Regions from separate parts of the Homo sapiens genome. Here regions 2 and 3 are each linked to region 1. A link is a loop called in an ENCODE intact Hi-C map of the cell type or tissue named here. Cell type or tissue: gastrocnemius medialis. All regions are shown on one strand. Each heading gives the region's core, and the rest is flanking DNA. Links, peaks and the distances in the headings are about the cores only.

Region 1 (2,537 bases), core at 38-2,537:
TAATAAGGGGAGCATGACCCTTGGGATCTAACTTTTTTGGCAGGGTGTGCCTTCACATATGCTTTGGAGCATCTACATTCATTATTGTTGACATAAGAAGACTTCATGTGACTTTAATCAAGCTTTTTTCTAATGCTTTTAAAATAGAACTGTGAAACTTGAGATATTTAAATTACAGTAGAAATGAGTAAGATAAACCATGCTAGCCAATTAAAAAAGGTTAACTGCAAAAACACTGGTGAAATGCCTTGTATATATCTTTTTGGTACAACGTAGACTCCTAAGAGGACAGTCTCACAGCTGGTACCATCTTCCTCTTACCTGTCTGGTGAAAAGAATTGCTGTGTCATAGTGCTCTGCATCCCGGTCACTGGGTGGGTTGTGCTGCTTCTGCCAGTTGCAAAAGTTCCGCAGAGTGAGGGCAGCATTGGAGGTCACTTCCGGCCCCTTCTGTTCATCGTGGATGACCAAGATCTTCACCACCACCAGGCTAACTGAATTACGAATGCTGGGGTGTTTGTACAATCTGGCTGCCACCGAAAACAACGTGAGAAGGTAATGCTTTAGACCACTGCCGTGGAATTCTGCCATCGACTGGTCTGCCACAAGCATGGTTTCCACATAGCGGTGACTGGACACAAATCGCTTCTTTCTTATGCTTCCAGTTCCTGTAAAGAAAAAAAAAAGTTTGCTTATGGTCAGGCTGTCCAAGAATAGTTACCTTCCTAGCATATATTAGGAAAGCCTAACCAGTCAAAGCAAACAAAGCAAAAATATACCCAGAACAACAATAACAAAAATATTTGCATATCTTCACTCCAAGTGTTATTTTTAAAGTTCTCTCCTCTCCTTTAAATAAAAAGACCACGCGCTCCTTTGCATGGTCAGGATCTTTCTGTGTGTGAGCAGGATTTCTTCTGTTCTCTTTGAAATCCCACAGTCTGAACAAGGCAATTTCGCACATAATCCTACCCAATTGTAGTAAAATCTTGGAGCAAGAGCGGCAGGCAGAGGCCCTGAGTCACTCTTTCACAGGCGAGGGCTCAAATCCTGAATGAGATCATCAGGCTCCACGTGGAAGGCCTCGGGTAGGGCCTGGGCTGCTGCCAAGGGGCCGGGCCTTAAGGAATCTCAGACTGCACAGCTCTGCTGTCTCATTCCAGGGGTCCCTGGGGTGCTCCGCTCTTGCCAATTCCGGGCACAAGGACCACCCACTCTGCCCAGCAGCCTCTGGCCCCACTCCCACTGCCCCAGCGAAATAAGTTCCAGCTTCCAGGCATGATTGATTATTTGGAACAGAGCCTTCCACTCCGGACTGAGACCCAACCCCTGCAGAAAGTCCTAAACTGGGCTGCGACCACTTTGCTCCCAGGAGCAGAGGAGCAGGGGAAAAGGGGAGAATTCTTTAAAAAATGACACGCGAGAGAGTTAAAGAAGGAAAAAGGCACCAAAGTGATGAAACAAAAAGAACTGGAGAATAAGCACTGCACAGAGAGAAGGCCGTAGCAGGAAGGACCGGCAGTGACTTTCAACAGTGCTTGAGAGCAGAATTATGGCCGCGAGAGGGAGTGCAAACTGGGAGGCGGGGCAAACCCGGGAAAGACCTCCCAAGCAGGTTCTGCGAAGGGGCCCCACCGCCTTCAGCCCGCCTGGGTCAGCCTTATAAGGGGGAAAGGGGACAGAAGTCTGCAGAACAGAGATCCTAGCGTAGCCGCTCAGGGTACCTTCCCAGGTCACCATTGCTCCTCTGCCCTCTCCACATCCGCCCTCCCGTGAGCGCAGGATGCACGCACAGGCAGCGGTTACAAAACTCAGCGCAACGTTGCAACCCGCACAAAAGGCGCACACAAAATCATTAAAAAGAAATACACAGAGTGGAAAGAACTCGCACAAGCTCCAACTCGCTAAAGGTGGAAGGAGTCAGGTTACAAACTCTCCCTCCCCGGCCTAAATGCTTTGCTTTAGTTTGCAGAAAATCGTTTGTCAGTTTTTTTCTTGGTTATTCATTATTCGGGCAAATGCAAGTATGTTTTCTAGCTGAGTTCACCAATCCAAACCTCAAACCACATTCCTCCACTCCAGGCCTCCGTTCTGTCCGCGGACTTATGATCCTGCCTGCCAGCAGGAGTCTACCCTGAAGTCGCGTGGGATAGATAAAGTGAGGAGAGGAGGATGAATGGACAGACAAACGAGAGCAATTCTTCTACCTGTGGGCTGTCCTACGCCTTGCAGTGCCGGGTCCTGCGGCGACCACTGAGCCCCTTCGTCCTCGCCCTCAGTCCCTTCGTCCTCGTCTTCGGTCTCCGCTTTCCCAGTCGGCCGGGGCTCGTCGTCCACGACCCCGCACGTGCCGCCGACGTCGCCCTGCCGATTCCGCCGCAGGAGGTGGAACTGTAGTGGTGCCGGCGGCTTCTCCCCTGGGGCGGCGGTGGCGAGGCGCTCGCTGGCGGCGGGCAGCGGCTGGATGAAATACGCCTCCCCCAGCAGGTAGAAGGCGCCGCGCACGCCCTCGCAGAGGCTGAGGGCGGCAGCCGAGC
Region 2 (8,495 bases), core at 2,750-5,249, 1.2 Mb after region 1:
ATCCTAGCTCAAACCAAAAAAATAAATAGTTTGCATCCCTTGTATAACATTTAATGTAGTATCTTGGATTATAATTTCTTTAGTGCCTCTCACCCCCAGTAAATTGTAATCCACTTAAAGAAATGAGTCTTAAATTTAATTTTACTACTTGAAGTTTTTAGAAAAATAGCTTGTCCATAGTTGGAAATTAATCAATGTTTCTAAGGCATTATAAAAATGTTATGATGCTATACCAATCATGTGGTACTCATCTTCTCTCTTTACTCAAGATTTGCTTTCTCTGAAGAAAGCGGAATTGTGAACAGGTGTTGAAGGCACACATCATGAGATATTGTGGAGCAAAAGAGCACACATAAATATTGATGTTTATCCCATGTATTTATGGTTTGGGGGTTGAGAGAACTATGTTGATGTCAGAATCAACAGAGTTGGTGTTAAAGGGCAATTCCTTTCTATTTTCAGGCAATCTACACATCATGGTTAGTAGGTTTCTAAATAAACGTCAAGCTTGGATGTTTTGTAAAATATTAGTTTCAGTACAGTACTGTTACATGATGTTACATCAAAGATTTTGCATAGGTATCCATCTAGTTGCTCTACAGTGAATAATTGGGTGGGGGAGAACATTGTGGATGTTCTAATTACTGCACTTCATGTGTTTGCTGTATTTAGAAATTTGAATATTTCCAGTAAGTAAGCCAGGTATTCTGGATTTAAGTAAATACAACTTCAGCTTTAGTAGTTGTCACTGTATTTCCTCTGACAGTTTACTGTGTTTCTTTCTCTCTTTTAAAACTTCCTCTTCTACTTTAAGTACTTTATCCATTCTGTTTCTAGGACTTGTCATCCTCTGCTCATTCTCCACATCATTATGTTCTTTTACTAAGAAATTTTATTTCCAATCTCATTTCTTTTTACCCCAGATAATTTTTTTCCTAATAATTTTTTTTCTAGTTTTGATTTCAGCTGCCAAATATTTGATCCAAAATGGTTCTCTTATTCTCAGTGGTATTCGGATTCCTTCATTGAATTTGCCTGCACTGGAAACTAAACCAGTCAGAAGAACCCTTTGGTGGGACTTTGGTTCTGGATTTCATTCAGGGACCACAGAGCTGCTCTTGAACTCAAGCGTTCTCAAGAAGACACTTCAGTGCTCTGCTAGTAAAAACTGTGTATCCATGCAAGTTCAGACTCATTACATAAGCATTCCAATTTTTTTTGTCACAAAGAAAATCGTGCACATCTGCTATTTAAATAGTCTCTGGCTAAAAAAGTTGTTGCTTCTATATAAGAAAGCATAGCTTAGATATACATTACAGTGTTTCTTATTGTCATCCAACACACACACATTCTGTTTGCTTAATCCATTGCAGTCTCCTTCTCTGCCCCTTTTTACCCAAAGTTCCTTTCTTGGAGTGAGATGAGGGAATGAAGGAAGGTTTAGATTTAAATAAACAGACTGTAGGGGTTTCCTGAGGCTATCACATGGTGGATGCCTCTGCTATAAAACTTTGTCTTAATAAATAACATTATATTCACATGAATATTGAGTTAAATTGATTCATTTTGTGTGTCCTTTTAAAGATTGACTTTGGAAGTCTCCCTTTTTAGGAGATTTTAGAATTGTGTTGGAGAAATTGGAATTTCATTAACAACATATAGTCAATGCAGGTAACTGTTTCAGGTGCTTCCTCAAAGCAAGGATGACCCAGGAGAGATACAATCATCTTAGTGTGCTTTATGTGATTCATATGAAATTCAACCCTTTTGGAGTTTCAGTTCTTAGCAAAATACCACTTCCTGTTTTTGAGGAAAAAAATGGCATAAGAAGTCATATAAAAAGACTCATAAGGCCCTTGGACATCAAATAACTCTTACAAAACAATATTTTAATGAATTAAGTGTAAATGAATCAGAAACATGTGGGTTGAATTTCCCTTGAAATACCCATGGGCTTAAAAATTAAGGGGAAAAAAAAAAAAGAATTGCTTGGCAAAAAATCATGTTCATTTTATCGAGCTCAAGCCTTTTGATAAAAAAAAAAGAAAAAGGAAGCAGCCTTGATTTGGTTGACTGAATTAAAAATTTAAAAAAAAAACACGACCATAGTCTTTATTTGTATTTTTAAATTCTGCAAAAGCCAGGTTGCAGATATAATTATGTGTCTATTTGGGTGTCAGATTCATTAATGTTAGACCATTTTTCAAGGACGGTAACATTTTGATTAACCAGAATTCTCAAGTAATGGTTGTCTTTCCCAGGGCAGAAGTGGCAGCCAGAAGGAGAACTAAAGACTGTAGTTCAAATAAAGTTCATTAGAGCAGAAGTAAAGAAAACATGGTAATCATTCAGTTCACTAACCAAGAAGATCCAAAATCCAAAGGAGTAGTGGGCCCGGTTAGCTAACCACTGAACAAAAGTCTAGAAAAACAGTCATGCAAGGGCTGGAGCTCAGAAGATAAGGAAAGCTAAAAATAAGTGGAAAAATCTGTGTACTGAGGGGAAGATCTGGGATAAAAGAAAATGCTGACAAAAGAAAAATAAAAATTGCAAAGACTGAAAAACTTCGAGTGGCAACTAGAAATGGCCAAAGTACAGCAGGGCAGAGGGGTTGGAAAACTTCTAGAGATAGGAAAAGCCGGGCAGATATGAATATTCAATGCCGTATTGTGAACACAGATGTTAATATGAGTAAAAAATGTGAGTTGTTGGCTCTGCCAACTTCGTCATAGAAGCCATGCTACTCACTGCACCTGTAATGTGCTTAGGTTAGGGTGTCTTAAAATACCTATGGATGCACGCAAGATTATTTATGACTCATTTGCAGAGACATGTTTATATTCAGATTTATTCAGGTTTTGGTGGAGTGAAGAATTTGAATTTAGAGAGTCTAGGAGACCTAGTTTTCTGATAGGGAAAAAGCTGCAATTGGAAGAGAGAGTAAAGATGTTACATAGTAAAGAGAAGTTTGGGAGTCACCCTTCTCCAGCTTAGGGTAGCTCAGCTTCCCTCTGTAGGTGAGAACCTGTAGGTCAACCAACATAATGTTTAGTTCTTTCAGAAATATTTGTCCTGAACTCTTATATTAATAAACAGCTTGTTTTGTAAAGCAGAGATAGGTTAAAGTCTTTAAAAATTATTTTTATTTCCAGGAAATTCTAGTAAATGATAATAATTTGTTGATATAAATGTTACCTATTGATGACACCTATACACAAAGAAAGTATTCAAATTGTATAGAAAACATATCTATTGAGAAAGTTAATCTTTTTATTTAAATAGTATTTGTTTAAGCATAGATTTTAGTTAAAAGCCAAAAGTATAGCTTTTACTAGCAATTGTGCCATGATACTGTCTACCACCAGTAACAACCCTTCACCCTAAAAAATAATTTTAAAGAGAAAAAACCGGTAAAGCAATAACAGAAGTGGGCATACATTTTGGGGATAGTAAACTATATTTTGTCTTTCTAGTTTGTTAATTTAAAATAAAAATAACAGGAAAAGACAAAACTGAAATAAAGAATACATTTGCATATGATACAAACTCGTAGAAAACTTGAGTGCCAAGACACAGCTGATGATATTAAAAAGGGAATGATGTGGAACTCAGATCTAGTCATTGAGTCATAATTAACACTCTTAAATACAGATTTTGCCTTTGCCCAGAAAAGCAGGCAGTTTTTTAGTCTTTTTTTATTTTTCCACTTATGTTAAAGAGGTAATGGGAAGAGGTAGGGGAGGGTTATTTCAGGAATTTTTTAAGATTATATCAAGTTTTATCAGTAGACAGCCAGTTCGCTGTCATCCACCTGAGAGAATCATGGTCTAGTATTCCCACTCAGTGATTTTATTTTTCTGTGATCATTACCTTCAGCTATGTTCCATCAATCTTCCTTTCTTAACCTTCAGTGCCATTTGAGCAGAATCCAAAATGTTTTGGCACTTTTAATTACTAAAATCTATACCTTTTAAATTTTAATGTAAACTCAATGTAAAAATCAACTTCTCCTTTTACACCAGCCTGGATTTGAGCTGAAGCTCAAATGGTCACAGAAGGCTGCTGAAGTTGTCTTAAGCAAGGTCTGGCTCAGAGCTGTCTCTTCCTTGCCTTCTTCTGGGAGTAGCTCCTCCAGTGTGCTGGAGTGGAAGAAACGTGAGCCTACAGACTGAGTGTCTTGGCTTAACTGTTCTTGTGATCCTCTCTCTTACTGCCATTACTTCTCTCTCTAACACTGACTGGCCTTTGATAAACTCCAGGTCACCATGAGGTGGCAAATTTTCACATGCTGGTGAAAGAGCCCAGCAAGTGACTGAAGCTTAAAGTCTACTTTAATCACCTCCTGAAAGCTCTGGTAGAATGCCCCGGTTGCTAAAACTGTAACCTTTATGTGAGGGATAACCTCTTTGGGATTGTTATTTTTCTATAAACTTGAGATAGGCTTATATTTATTTAAGAATACTTTCATGCAGTTATATTACCCAGTACCCATCTCTCTTTGCTTAAATCTTTCATACTAAGATTTATACCAGCTTTTAAAGTTCAAGATAGAATCTAAATAATTTGATGAGTCTCGCCATTCAGGATTAGCCCACGGAGCTATCTCACCTATTTCACAATATGTTCTTGTGCTCTTTTTGAATTCTATTTTATTTATAATTGCATAAAACTGTAGGTGAATGACCCTGGATGTCATCACAGCAGCTTGGACAATGTTATCAGTAAATATGCAATATGTGTGCACTCACATGAGTGTGTACACATCTGAGTGTGTATGTATGTATGTGGGGGGGGCTTATATTGGAGATATGGCAAGGAGAGGAGGAGTAACAAACCAAGGCAAAATGAAATTATGCTGTGTAGTCATTTCATATCAGCACACCATTCACTATCTTTATCCAAAATTGCCTTTCGAAAAATTAAGTCTATTTAATATACTGGGAAGGGGACTTAATGAGTTGTTGTATGCAAATTCCTGATTATTTTCCCTCTACCATCAGCAACAGTTCAACAAAGTGCATCTCATCTTACTCTTAGGGTTGTTTAAGAACTTGATCCCTGGGAACACCTGTTAGTAGCATGGCTTAAAATTCTCTGTGTTGTTTTCTCCCCCTTTGGAAGCTGTTTCACCCAGCTGCTGATAATTAGAAAAACAAAGCAAATCCCTCTCATGGATGCTGTCCTCTGGCGAAAGCCAAGCAGCATAAAGCCAAAGAACACCGTAAGCCTTTTTGTTTTAAACGAGGAGGCACGCTGCACTATATTCCTCTTGACTGCAAAACCACAGGAATGGATTAATATCACTAACCACAAGAGACCTTTGTGTACGAATGTGGGGGGAGGGCATGAGAAGAATATTAATCTGTGATGTATGACCTTATAGTTTCTGCAAAAAGTTAAAAGCTGCATGTATTTGAATCAACGCATGATAAATGTATCAGCCATATAAGATGAATAATATGGCTAAATACCAAGAGCTGAGCTCTTTCCCAGAATTAACTATTTTTAACTCAGGAGGCTTTTCAAATATTATGCAGAGATGGACATTCAGTAAATAGAACAGAATTAAATAAGAATTCAAAAGCAAAGCAAAACTCTAGCACCAGATAAGCCCCTTCAATTAATCCTTATCTTTTAATATATTACATATACAATACATGTATGTCTGTAATATATTCAGTGATATGTATATATGACACTTAGTGAATAATTAAGAAAAACATTAAAATTGATATTTTATTGTGTTTAAATACAAGATGAACTGTAGAAGCAAAATGATAGTTTATGTGTCCTACATACTTTTAAAAGAAATAAATCAAGGTGCATTTTAGTAATTTAACATGCTTATAATACTTTTGTTTGTTGAAATAAGAATTTTCTGAACATCTAAAATATGCAAAGCATTTTAGTAGGTACTACGGATACTAAAGAAAAAAATAAAATGGAAGAGAAGCATATTTGTGAATATTTCTCAATAGTCTGGGATTCAAGATCTTATTCCAAGTTGCATTTCAAATCTTATTACTCTTCTACCTGTGTGACCCTCTCCCAGTACAACTGTTTAAAGATTCTAAAGTGAATCCTAGATCTTCAGCAAAATATATGCCCTTTGTATATAATACCTCCCTCCATCTTTAACTGTCAAAATTCTGCAGTCTTCAAGATGTGATAAAACTCACTGGTAGATTATTGCAGGTGGTCATCATGGTGGCAATTAGGGTCTAATCTAGGGTGATGAAAATTGAGGTAAAAATTAAGAAATAGATTCAATAGATTCTACTATATTGAAAAATGTAAGAGGTAGACATTAGTTATCCGTGAGTAATGAAGGGAAATCAGGTGTTTGTGATGATGAAGATTTCAAATCTGGGTGACTAAAGAAGATTAATGCCGTGAATACAAATAGGGATGTCAAAAATACGGGTTCAGTGTGTGAGACAAAGGTGATCAGTTTAGTTATTTTAAATGTAAAATGTCTATGGGACATCCTGGAAATATCATAAAAACATATAAAAATTAGAAGAACTTTAGTCTGGGCATGGTCATTCATACCTGTAATCCCAGCACTTTTGGAGGCCAAGGTGAGCAGATCACCTGAGGTCAGGAGTTCGAGACCAGCCTGGCCAAGATGGTGAAACCCTGTCTCTATTAAAATACAAAAATTATCCAGGCATGGTGGCATGTGCCTGTAATCCCAGCTACTCAGGAGGCCAAGGCAGGAGAATCGCTTGAGCCTGGGAGATGGAGGTTGCAGTGAGCAGAGATTGTGCCACTGCACTCCAGCCTGGGAGACAGAGCTAAACTCCATCTCCAAAATAAATAAATAAATAAATAAATAAATATAGGAGAATGTTAGAGCTGAGCTATAACTAAGCTTTATGGTGCATGGTGCAAATGCATCCTGCTGGAAAGCAATGCTTGAAATTATGAGACTCTGGAGGCCAACAAGAAAAAACATTGATAAACATTTATCTCTAGAGAACAAGAAAAGGTTGAGGAGCAAGCAACCAAGGGACTCAGAAGAAAAACTTTCTTATATTGAAGAGACTAGGAAAAGAGTATCAACAGCCACAGAGTTCAATAATGTTATTTACTGGCAGTCTCCAACCTTTTTGGCACCAGGGACCAGTTTCATGGAAGACAATTTCCCACAGATCAGGGTGGAGGGTGGTTTGTGGATGATTCAAGTGCATTACATTTGTTGTGCAGTTTATTTCTATTATGATTACATTATAATATAGAATTAAATAATTATACAACTCATCATAATGTAGAATCAGTGGGAGCCCTGTACTTGTTTTTCCGCAACTAGAAGGTCCCATGTGGGGGTGATGGGAGACAGTGACAAATCAACAGGTATTAGATTTTCATAAAGAGTGCCCAAGTTAGATCCCTTGCATGCACAGCATAGGGTTCACGCTCCTATGAGACTCTAATGCTGATGCTGATCTGATAGGAGGTGGAGCTCAGGCAGTAATTTGAGTGATGGAAAGTGGCTGTAAATATGCTGAAGCTTCAATATTAGGAAGCAGCCGGGTTCCTAACGGTTCAGTCCGTGGCCCCAGGACTGGAGACCCCTGTTGTATATGACAGGTGTCCAGGAATAAAAATAACTAATAGAAGATCACCACTCAGTGGAAACTGGTCAACTTTAAGGAAGCAAGTTGTAAAGAGTTAGCTGCAAAAGAAGTCATAGTGCTTGGATTTGAGAATGAAAATAGCGAGCAAGTCAGGAATTGTTGCGGGAAGTCAGGGACCCCGAACGAAGGGACCAGCTGAAGCCATGGCAGAAAAACATAAATTGTGAAGATTTCATGGATATTTATTAGTTCCCCAGATTAATACTTTTATAATTTTTTATGCCTGTCTTTACTGCAATCTCTGAACATAAATTGTGAAGATTTCATGGACATATATCACTTCCCCAATCAATACTCTTATAATTTCCTATGCCTGTCTTTACTTTAATCTCTCAATCCCGTCATCTTTGTAAACTGAGGATGTATGTAGCCTCAGGATCCTGTGATGATTGCATTATCTGCACAAATTGTTTGTAGAGCATGTGTGTTTGAACAATATGAAATCTGGGCATCCAAAAGGAACAGGATGGCTGCAATTTTCAGGGAACAAAGGAGATAACCATTGGGCCTGACTGCCTGCGGGGCCAGACAAAACAGAGTCATATTTCTCTTCTTACAAAAGTGAATAGGAGAAATTTCGCTGAATTCTTTTTCTCAGCAAGGAAGAGCCCTGAGAAAGAGAATGCATTCCCAGGGATAGGTCTCTAAAATGGCCACTCTGGGAATGTGTGTCTTATACAGTTGTAGGTATGGGATGAAATTAGCCCTGGTCTCCCGTAGCACCCCCAGGCCTACTAGGATTAGAAAATTCCTGCCTAGTAAATTTTAGTCAGACTGGTTGTCTGTTCTCAAACCCTGTCTCCTGATAAGATGTTATCAACAATAATGCGTGCCCTGTGGGACATGACACTTCAT
Region 3 (8,495 bases), core at 2,423-4,922, 790 kb after region 1:
TGTATATGTGTATATAGTGATCTGTAATGATCACTATACATGGCACGTGTCACAACATGGCTGTGTACTTCATAAATATGTAAGATTACTATATGTTAAATTAAAAATAGATTTAAAAACTGTTTGGATGTTCAAAATGAAAGAAACACTACAATGCCTTCAGAGGTGGATCTTTCACAGTTCTATTCTCAATACAAATAAAAACTGGGACTTTTTCAGTTAAGAGCACGCAAGGCAACCAAAGACAAAACAGGATCATGCAAATACATTGAGATACCTGCCACTGTTTAATACACACCAGAATACATAGAAAAGCTCATTGTTAGTCCATATGTTCTTTCTTGAAGTAAACTGAAATACTATTTGAATTAGCTCAGCAGAAAGAAGAACAAATTTTAATGATAACGAGCTATTTTCCAAAAATGAGACTAAGAAAGCAGTAAATAATAATTTACTGCATATCCTATAAATGTGCGCAATTATTATGTACCAATAAAAAAATGTTTGAAAAAGAAAAATAGCAGATTGCTCAAAATTAAGGAAACAACATAATGCCTTCAGGGAACGTAATAAGGGGATCTTGTTTCTACAAGGACTCCCTTTAGATCAGGGTTTCTCAAACTTGGCACTATTGACATTCTGAGCTGGATAATTCTTTGCAGCAGGAGGTTGTCCATGTAAGGTTTTCAGCAACGTCTCTGGCATTTATCCACTGGATGCCAGGAACACTTTCATTTAGTTGTGATAGCCAAAAACTTCCTGAAGGCAAAATTGCCCCTGGTTAAAAACTGCTGCTATAGATACACACACAGATTGTCAGGTATTAGATGAATATAGACATTAGATGCAGATAACTATAGATGGAGACATATACAATATATATATATATGTACTGGTGTAGGTACTACTTGCTTCTCATCATGACTTCATTTTCAAAGTGATAAATGTGAACATAGAGTCTCACAATTTAAAATTTAGTACCTGGACATAAAATAGTTTTAGACATTTTTCTCATGCCATGTTCAAAAATCTCAGGGACTGATTGATTCTTTTTGGTTCACATGCCTCCCTCAGATCAATGAACTTTACTCAGGGTATATGGAGTAATATAAATACAGTAAATCCTAACAAAATACGTAAGGATGGTGTCGTGAGAGGAGTAATTAAAAGAAAGAGTCAATGCTGTTCCCCTAAAACAGAAGATTACAAAGAACCTAAATGAAATGGAAGAGGGAATGCTATTACACAATTTAATATAGGAGATTTTTCTGAGCAGAAAGCAGACAGAGGTCTTCAATGTGAAAGGGCTTCACCAACCTCCTAAAAAAATTAACAAAAATAAATACATAGATTGATGTCTAGCATATCAGTTCAATGTATCAACTAAAAAATCTCAAGAGAAAAGACAGTTTACCTACAACAGAATGAGTATTAATTTATATTATTAATCTCATCTACAGTAGCTCAAAATAGAACAAAATGGAGCTTTAATTTTCTGAGGGGAGTTGTTTTCAACCTATAATTTTATACCTATCAATCAATGAAAATAACTGGGAAATGAAGGTATTTTAAGAACTCAAAACTTTCAGCTCACTTCATCCAGTTTAAGGATTTAATGGTGAATTTGTTTGTAAAGATAAGCAGGAAAAAAGAAAACATGAGGAGGGGACAACGGATTCAATGAAGTAGAAAAGCAAAGGGAAGACCCAGAAGGACATTTGTGCTGAGAACCTAAATTGCAACAAATCTAGACTAGAACAGGAAATAGCCATAGAGAAAAGCGTCTTTCATGGGATGGTACAAAGAATATTTTAGATATTATTGAAAGTATGACAATGTAATTGTTTAAGAAAAATAAAGGTCATCACTAACTCTAAAGAAAACAAGCTACAAGAGGATGTGAAGCCTATACAAAGAAAATTAAAAGAAGTCATAGTATACATACGTAACTAACCTGCATGTTGTGCACATGTACCCTAAAACTTCAAGTATAATAAAAAAGAAAAAAGAAGTCATAATGTTGAGCTATTGCTGGAAAATTCATAGAAATATATTTCCAAATATTCTCCTTTAACTGACAAAGAACTTGTAAATTTGAAACTACAGAAAACAAACCCTCGAATTCTGTAATGAATTATATTTCTCTAACCACAATATTCTTTTTTTTTTTTTTTTTTTTTCTTGAGACGGAGTCTCGCTCTGTCCCCCAGGCTGGAGTGCGGTGGCGTGATCTCAGCTCACTGCAAGCTCCGCCTCCCGGGTTCACGCCATTCTCCTGCCTCAGCCTCCCGAGTAGCTGGGACTACAGGCGCCCGCCACCACGCCCGGCTAATTTTTTTCTATTTTTAGTAGAGGCGGGTTTTCACCATGTTAGCTGGGATGGTTTCTCGATCTCCTGACCTTGTGATCCGCCCGCCTCAGCCTCCCAAAGTGCTGGGATTACAGGCGTAAGCCACCGCGCCTGGCCAACAATAATATTCTTTTTAAAAAAGTCAAATTTTCTCTTTCTGGTTCAGATCGGTTAAATAATAATTTACATATCTTAAGATTCACCTTTTTTAGATGTACAGTGCTATGAGGTTGATAAATGTATACAGTTCTGGAACCAATACCACAAATAAGATATGGAATGTTCATTTCATCTCAAAAAATTTGTTCATGTGGATTTGTATGGTTCTCCTCACAATCACTGATCTCGTTTCTGTCCCATTATTTTTTCAGAATGTCATATCAATGCAATGAGACAGTAGAGAGTCTTTTCTTGTATAGCTTCTTTCACAAGAATACTGTCTTGGGATTTATCCACATAATTAAATCTATCAGAAGTGTGTTTCTTTTTATCACTGATAAATATTTCATCTTATGGAAATACAAGTATTTTTAGGTATTCATCACTTGATATGTACTTAATTTATTTTCATGTTTTTGGCAATGTATTTATCAGGATCCCATCAGAAGAGATGGAGTTTCAATAACTGAATAACAGATTTCAGAAAAATTATGAAAAAAAATTATAGACATGTTAATATAAAAAGTATAATTTTAGTGCATCGGTTTCTAGTTCAAGGGGTCATAAAATCTCAACCAGATTTTAATAAACTATGATAACAGCCTTCAGATGGAAAGCAGGTCACATAAAAAAAAACTGGGAATTAGAATGGCATGGTAATTCTCACAGGAAGCACTAACTACAGAGTCTGAGTAAAAATATTTTTCACCCATCCTATACTCATACATCTTAGAAAATACAGCATCATAAATGGAATATTGGTAGAAATACGAGCATTAAAGGCATGCCTAGTGAGGGTTCATAAAGAAATGAGGAAAATGCTTATTAGAAAGTGGAGGAAAAGTAATCGTTATTATGTAGTAGCAGAAAGCTTGGCGGAATTGTGTCCTACAGTTAGTTATGTGGAAAGCAGAACCTATAGGAAATGAACTTTAATATCTAGCTGAGGGGATTTCCAAGCAATGTGCTGAAGGTAGAGCCTTGTTTCTTCCCATTGCTTACAGTGAAATGTGAGAAAAGAGAGAGATTGACGGAAGCGGTGTTAGGAAAAAGGGAAACAGGACCTGATGACTTGGGAAATTCTCAGCCAATCCAGATTGCAAAGGCACTAAAATTAGGAGATTCATAATCAAGAAAGCCTGTTCTGGACAGAAAGCCAAGGTGTGGCTGGACAACCTTTTGCTAGTACTTTGGAAGGATCAAAGGATCAGAGTATTCAATTACACACATGGCCTTTTGAAAGGATTAGAGCAGTGAATCATGGTTCCCCTCAGCCCTCCAAGCAGAAGCCAGGAATAGAGATGGTATTATAAAAAAAAGATTTGTGGATGAGCCTCTTGTCTAGTGGAGAGAATCCCTGAAACATACAGGGAATATTTGCAAGATTCTTAAGAATGTTGTGCCAACAGACATACTCAATGTCAGCTTGAACTAAAAGGGAGACAGAACAAAAGGAGGGAAGGCTATTGAATTCTCCAAATTCTACATGTAGAAAACAAATTGATAAAACTACTCAGCTGCAAACATGTAGAGTCTCTACAATAGCAGCAGAGCCAGGAAACACAGAGAATGATTCTCAAGCTTTGAAACCTAATGTTGAATGCAAAAACAGATTTTGAAATTGCTCACCTCTGGTGATTCCTTTTGTGAACTGGATATCTATTAGTGTTATCTGATCCCTATCTCACCATAGTATTTTAGGAGGCAATATCATGTTTTATAGTTTCACAGATCTCCCAACGGAGAATAATTTTGCCCCAGAGTGGATAATAGTGAACGCCCTAACCATGACTAATTTAGATAAATTAGATTACAAGATTTGGGCCTTCCATGATAATGAGACCTATATCCTAATTTCTGGAACCTGTGAATATGTTGTGTGTAAAGTACGAGACTCTGGGGATATTAAGTTAAGGATCTGGAGATGGAGAGATTATTCTGGATTATTTGGGTAGACCCAATGTAATCATGAAGGTCCTACAAAAGGGAGGCAGGGGTGTAAGAATCAGAAAAGACCATGTGATTGAAGATTGGAACTGAAAGAGAGAGAGTGATTAGCAGATATTTGCTGTTGGCTTTGAAGATATAAGATAGGCCACTTCTACAAGTCAAGGATGCAGAAAGTATCTAGAAGCTAGAAAAGGCAAGGAAACAAATTTTTCTGTAAAACCTTTAAAAGGAATGCAGTTCTATTGATCAATTTTAGACTTCTAACCTCCAGAACTGCATGATAATGCATTTGTATTATTTTAAGACGTTAAGTTGTGGCTTCCCCTTCCTAACTCCACCCGTACTACCACAGCCACCTTGTCCCTCTCCCATTCTCCTACCTTAGGGTAGAAGGAATAGAGGAAAAATAAACAGAAACCAGAAATTGTAATGCAATATGAAAGATGTGTTTTATGGAGTTTTCAGAAACTTGAAACAATTCAATAGAGGGGTTTATCAGAGTTCTTAGATTGGGGCCCCATTGGTGTCTTTCCTTCATAGGATAGATGTAAACAGGGTGGACACTGGACCACACGGCAGTGTATTAAACTGGTGAGTGTCGTTCGGGGGCTCTATGTCCCATTCTGCAATGTAAGGAACCGCCATGTAAGTAGAAGGTTAAGTAATGCTGTCGGGTTTACCAGTCTGGCTAAAAGTCACAGTAGGAGATCCAGACACAGGTATCCTTCTGGAAAATACTTGAAGAGGAGGCTTTCTCAAAGCAAAAGTCTCCAGGCCAATACAAAGAAATTTGTATTGTTTTAAATCATCAACTTTGTGGTAATATTTTACAATAGCAGTAGGGTGCTAATATATCATCCATACTATTAATCAAGGGTGAAAGCAACATAAAATTACCCTCAGATATAGCTAGATCCCAAAATTCATTTTATGTACTCTTTTTCTAGGAGGATCTTGAAGGACGTGTCTTCCAAACAGAGTATAGTTCCAAAGAAGACATGGTATCCCAGCAACCAAATGTACAACACAGGAGACAGATGAATTTCTCATTCTTGTAGGCTACCATTTCTTTTGGCTTATTACAAAACAACAGGATGCTGCAGCTTTATCAAAGTCTACTTATTTGTCCACTAAAAGTTTATGGCTATACGTTTCCAACTAGAACATCTGAACACCAATATATGGAATTCTGACAAAGTTAAAACCAGGAAGAGATCCTATGAAGGCTGACATTTTGTACATCTGTTTTATAGAACAATAAAAATAAGAAGAACAAGAATAAGAACAGCAACAACATTTGCAGTGAGTCTGCTCTCTATCAATGAGTTAAATTCTTTAACACACACATACGCACACACACACACACAAAATGGGTTTGATATCATTTGGTTATTAATCACATGTATAGATAAGGAAACTAGATTTAGAAAAGTGACATAACATGCCAATGTCATTATATTATTGAAAAAAGAAATTCAATGAGAATTGATGTATTTCTATTTATAATTTAGGGCTATTGTGCCAGCTTCATACTAGAAACCACCAACTCTTATCACACAGGAAAAAAAAATCCAGTTTTACTTAAAGAATAAGGAAAAGACAGAATTAGCCACAAAATCAAATATCCCCATATGCCTAGCTGAAATCTCATTAGTGTCACAATCATTTTAAAAATTTAAAATAAGACCACTCACCTGGAGGTAAAGAGCCAGAGCATATATTTACTTGCCATGAAAAATGTTTTTCTTATACATAGTGCCTAAGAAGTATGGGATTTTATTTCCTTTTTCACAGCTGGAAAGGCTTAGTAACCAATTCACTTTTTTAGTGTAATATCATCTGGTTTTAGGCAGTGCCAGAAAAGAAATGAAAAAACAATTGAGCAAAATATATGGCTTTAAATGAATGTAAACCATGTGCATGGGTTTCATATCAAATTCTGAAATGTTTTTTCAGTTTGAATGTGAAACTATCTAATAAGGACAACATTCTAGCTAGAGATCAATTAACTTATTTGTGATATTGCTTTTATTTAAAAGAGTAAGCAAATATGGACTGGGTGTCTATTATGTACTTGTTTCTATGATACCTTTCATTTATTTTATAATACTAGGACTAACAACAATGCTATAGCATCATTTGAAGCAAGTATCCTGACTTCTGTGGTAGTTGTCTTGAGGGCTTTTTTCCTAACATTTTAAGAGAAAACTGAGTTAGGAAGATGTATTCCATCCAAAATATTTAAGCGAACTGACCTCTATAAGATGATGGATGCCAATAAGCTAATGGATACATTCATTCTCTTTTCAAAGAGACAAAATCTTTTTAAAAACATTTATTACTATTTTGGTGCAATTAGAGAGGCAAAAGTCTAATTACAAGTAAAACTAAGAACACCAGAGTGTTACGTGAAATAGGTTGATTATAATAAAGGTGTTCTGGAAAGTTATAAAAGAGCTGCTGCTTTTGCTTCCAAAGCTCTAAAATATTTAATAAATTAGAAAGAAAACACATTAGTTAAGTGTTAATTTCACTCAATTGTTTATCCTTAATTTCAATTTCCAGGGGGAAATTATTACTTGGTTTACACAGCAGGATTTTTTTTAACCATACAGAAGTTTCAGGAAATTATTTTATAGAAGTAACGTTTCGACTACTAGTGGAAGGTGGCAGGTTGAGGATAGGAATTTACCTCCTTCCCTCCCAATATCCTGTGGAAATGAAGAAAAACTCATTTTAAGGTGTGTAAATCCAAAACATAGTTCTGGAAAGCAAGAAAGAGTGCTATTAATTCATTGCACTAATTTTGAGGACTTTCCAGAGCATAACACTGATATTGGATTAAAGGAGCAACAGAGTAGGAACAGTATAACCCAAAACAAATGCAAGATCATTGTATTGGAGAGAGTCATCCTTCCCATCTCTACTTTAGAGAAACTAAACTCTAAGTCAACATTCACAAAGAACAGGGAATGATCCTAGGGACATTTAAAGGCAGAACCTATAGAAGGTTCTATAAAGGCTTCCATAAAGTCTATAGAAGAATTTAGCCTAATGTAACTCCCCGTCCTGATCACCGGCTATACAGATGAGTGAGATATTCTTTTGTCAACTGCTTTACTGACCTCTTCCCATATACCCAAGCTTTATATTAGAGTTCCACAGTGCTAGGTAATGTGCTGTTTATTATTCTCTATCATCTCTCCAACTTGATTTAAACTTTCTGTATTGCTTAAGTATCATCTATCTCTTGAAGACTTCCATTTTTCAAGTTTCCAACTCATAGCTAGATTTGAAGTCTGATTGCCTACTGACATGCCTACTTTGATGTTTCAGGGCTTCTGTAGTGACTACTCATTGGTCAGGGTTCATTCACCCATTTTGTAGTAACAATTCATCAATCACCCTTCAGAGAATCAGTAGTTTTCCAATCTTCCCATGTTGTTCAAATTAGGTTGATTTCTTTTCTGCTCCAAGCATCAACCTATGTTCCAGATTTAGTCAATCACATGAATCAGTTCTGATCAATGAGAGACAAATAAGTGGTTTTTGCAAAAGATATTTAAAAAAAAGAAAACATTACTGGGGTGGACAAGGTGAAAATAATATAAGCATGGATTTTAAAGGGCACATGCATGCACACACACATACGAGGACACATATAGAGACACAGGGCCCAGTGTAGAGGGACAAAGACAAAATTGTTACAAAACAATTTGAACCTCATCTTCTAATGTCTTCCTCACATTATCACATTTTTGTCACCTTTGAGATGTTGCCATGTAGTTGGATTTCTCTTTACCAGGAATGCTCTGTGATCTTGGTCTTTGCCTAGCTGTTTCCTTCTCAAACTTCAGGACTCAGTTTAAATACTAACTCAAGAGAGATTTTGCTCAACTATCACTCAAAATGGCACCATCAACATTCTCTATAAAGGCTAGAAGATGTGGCTGCTATATCACTGTGTAGTGGTTTCATTCATTTGTTTATTTTTATTATCTGTCTTTTCCCTTGAAATTCAAGCTCCGAGTCAGTA

Evidence for each region. Hi-C counts contacts between places; a loop is a spot of excess contacts. Peaks named below come from ENCODE experiments on the same cell type or tissue, not always from the same donor. Only the 100,000 strongest peaks of a DNase experiment are listed, where the experiment ranks them.
Region 2: it touches region 1 in a loop (4-fold over the local background); 51 of 110 quality-filtered maps call a loop at or near these places.
Region 3: it touches region 1 in a loop (11-fold over the local background); 4 of 110 quality-filtered maps call a loop at or near these places.

Annotation. Positions count from the first base shown.
Region 1 is chr21:26,842,018-26,844,554 of GRCh38, forward strand. ADAMTS1 (ADAM metallopeptidase with thrombospondin type 1 motif 1) reads right to left here. Exons shown (of 9, transcript NM_006988.5): 1 at 2,208-2,537; 2 at 322-668. Among named protein-coding and RNA genes, the nearest start is that of ADAMTS1, 2.1 kb to the right of the region's middle. RefSeq lists an enhancer at 1-1,138. In gastrocnemius medialis, for the core only: a CTCF peak has its summit at 1,566; DNase peaks (open chromatin) are centred at 557, 1,084 and 1,574; H3K4me3 peaks cover 2,383 bases; H3K27ac peaks cover 2,500 bases.
Region 2 is chr21:28,064,456-28,072,950 of GRCh38, forward strand. The region is part of intron 1 of LINC01697 (long intergenic non-protein coding RNA 1697); the gene reads left to right. Among named protein-coding and RNA genes, the nearest start is that of LINC01697, 20 kb to the left of the region's middle. In gastrocnemius medialis, for the core only: no CTCF peak of the experiment used is centred there; a DNase peak (open chromatin) is centred at 4,196; H3K4me3 peaks cover 1,169 bases; H3K27ac peaks cover 2,500 bases.
Region 3 is chr21:27,633,163-27,641,657 of GRCh38, forward strand. It overlaps LINC01673 (long intergenic non-protein coding RNA 1673), which reads left to right and starts at 5,456. Exons shown (of 4, transcript NR_183539.1): 1 at 5,456-5,761. In gastrocnemius medialis, for the core only: no CTCF peak of the experiment used is centred there; a DNase peak (open chromatin) is centred at 3,679; H3K27ac peaks cover 2,500 bases.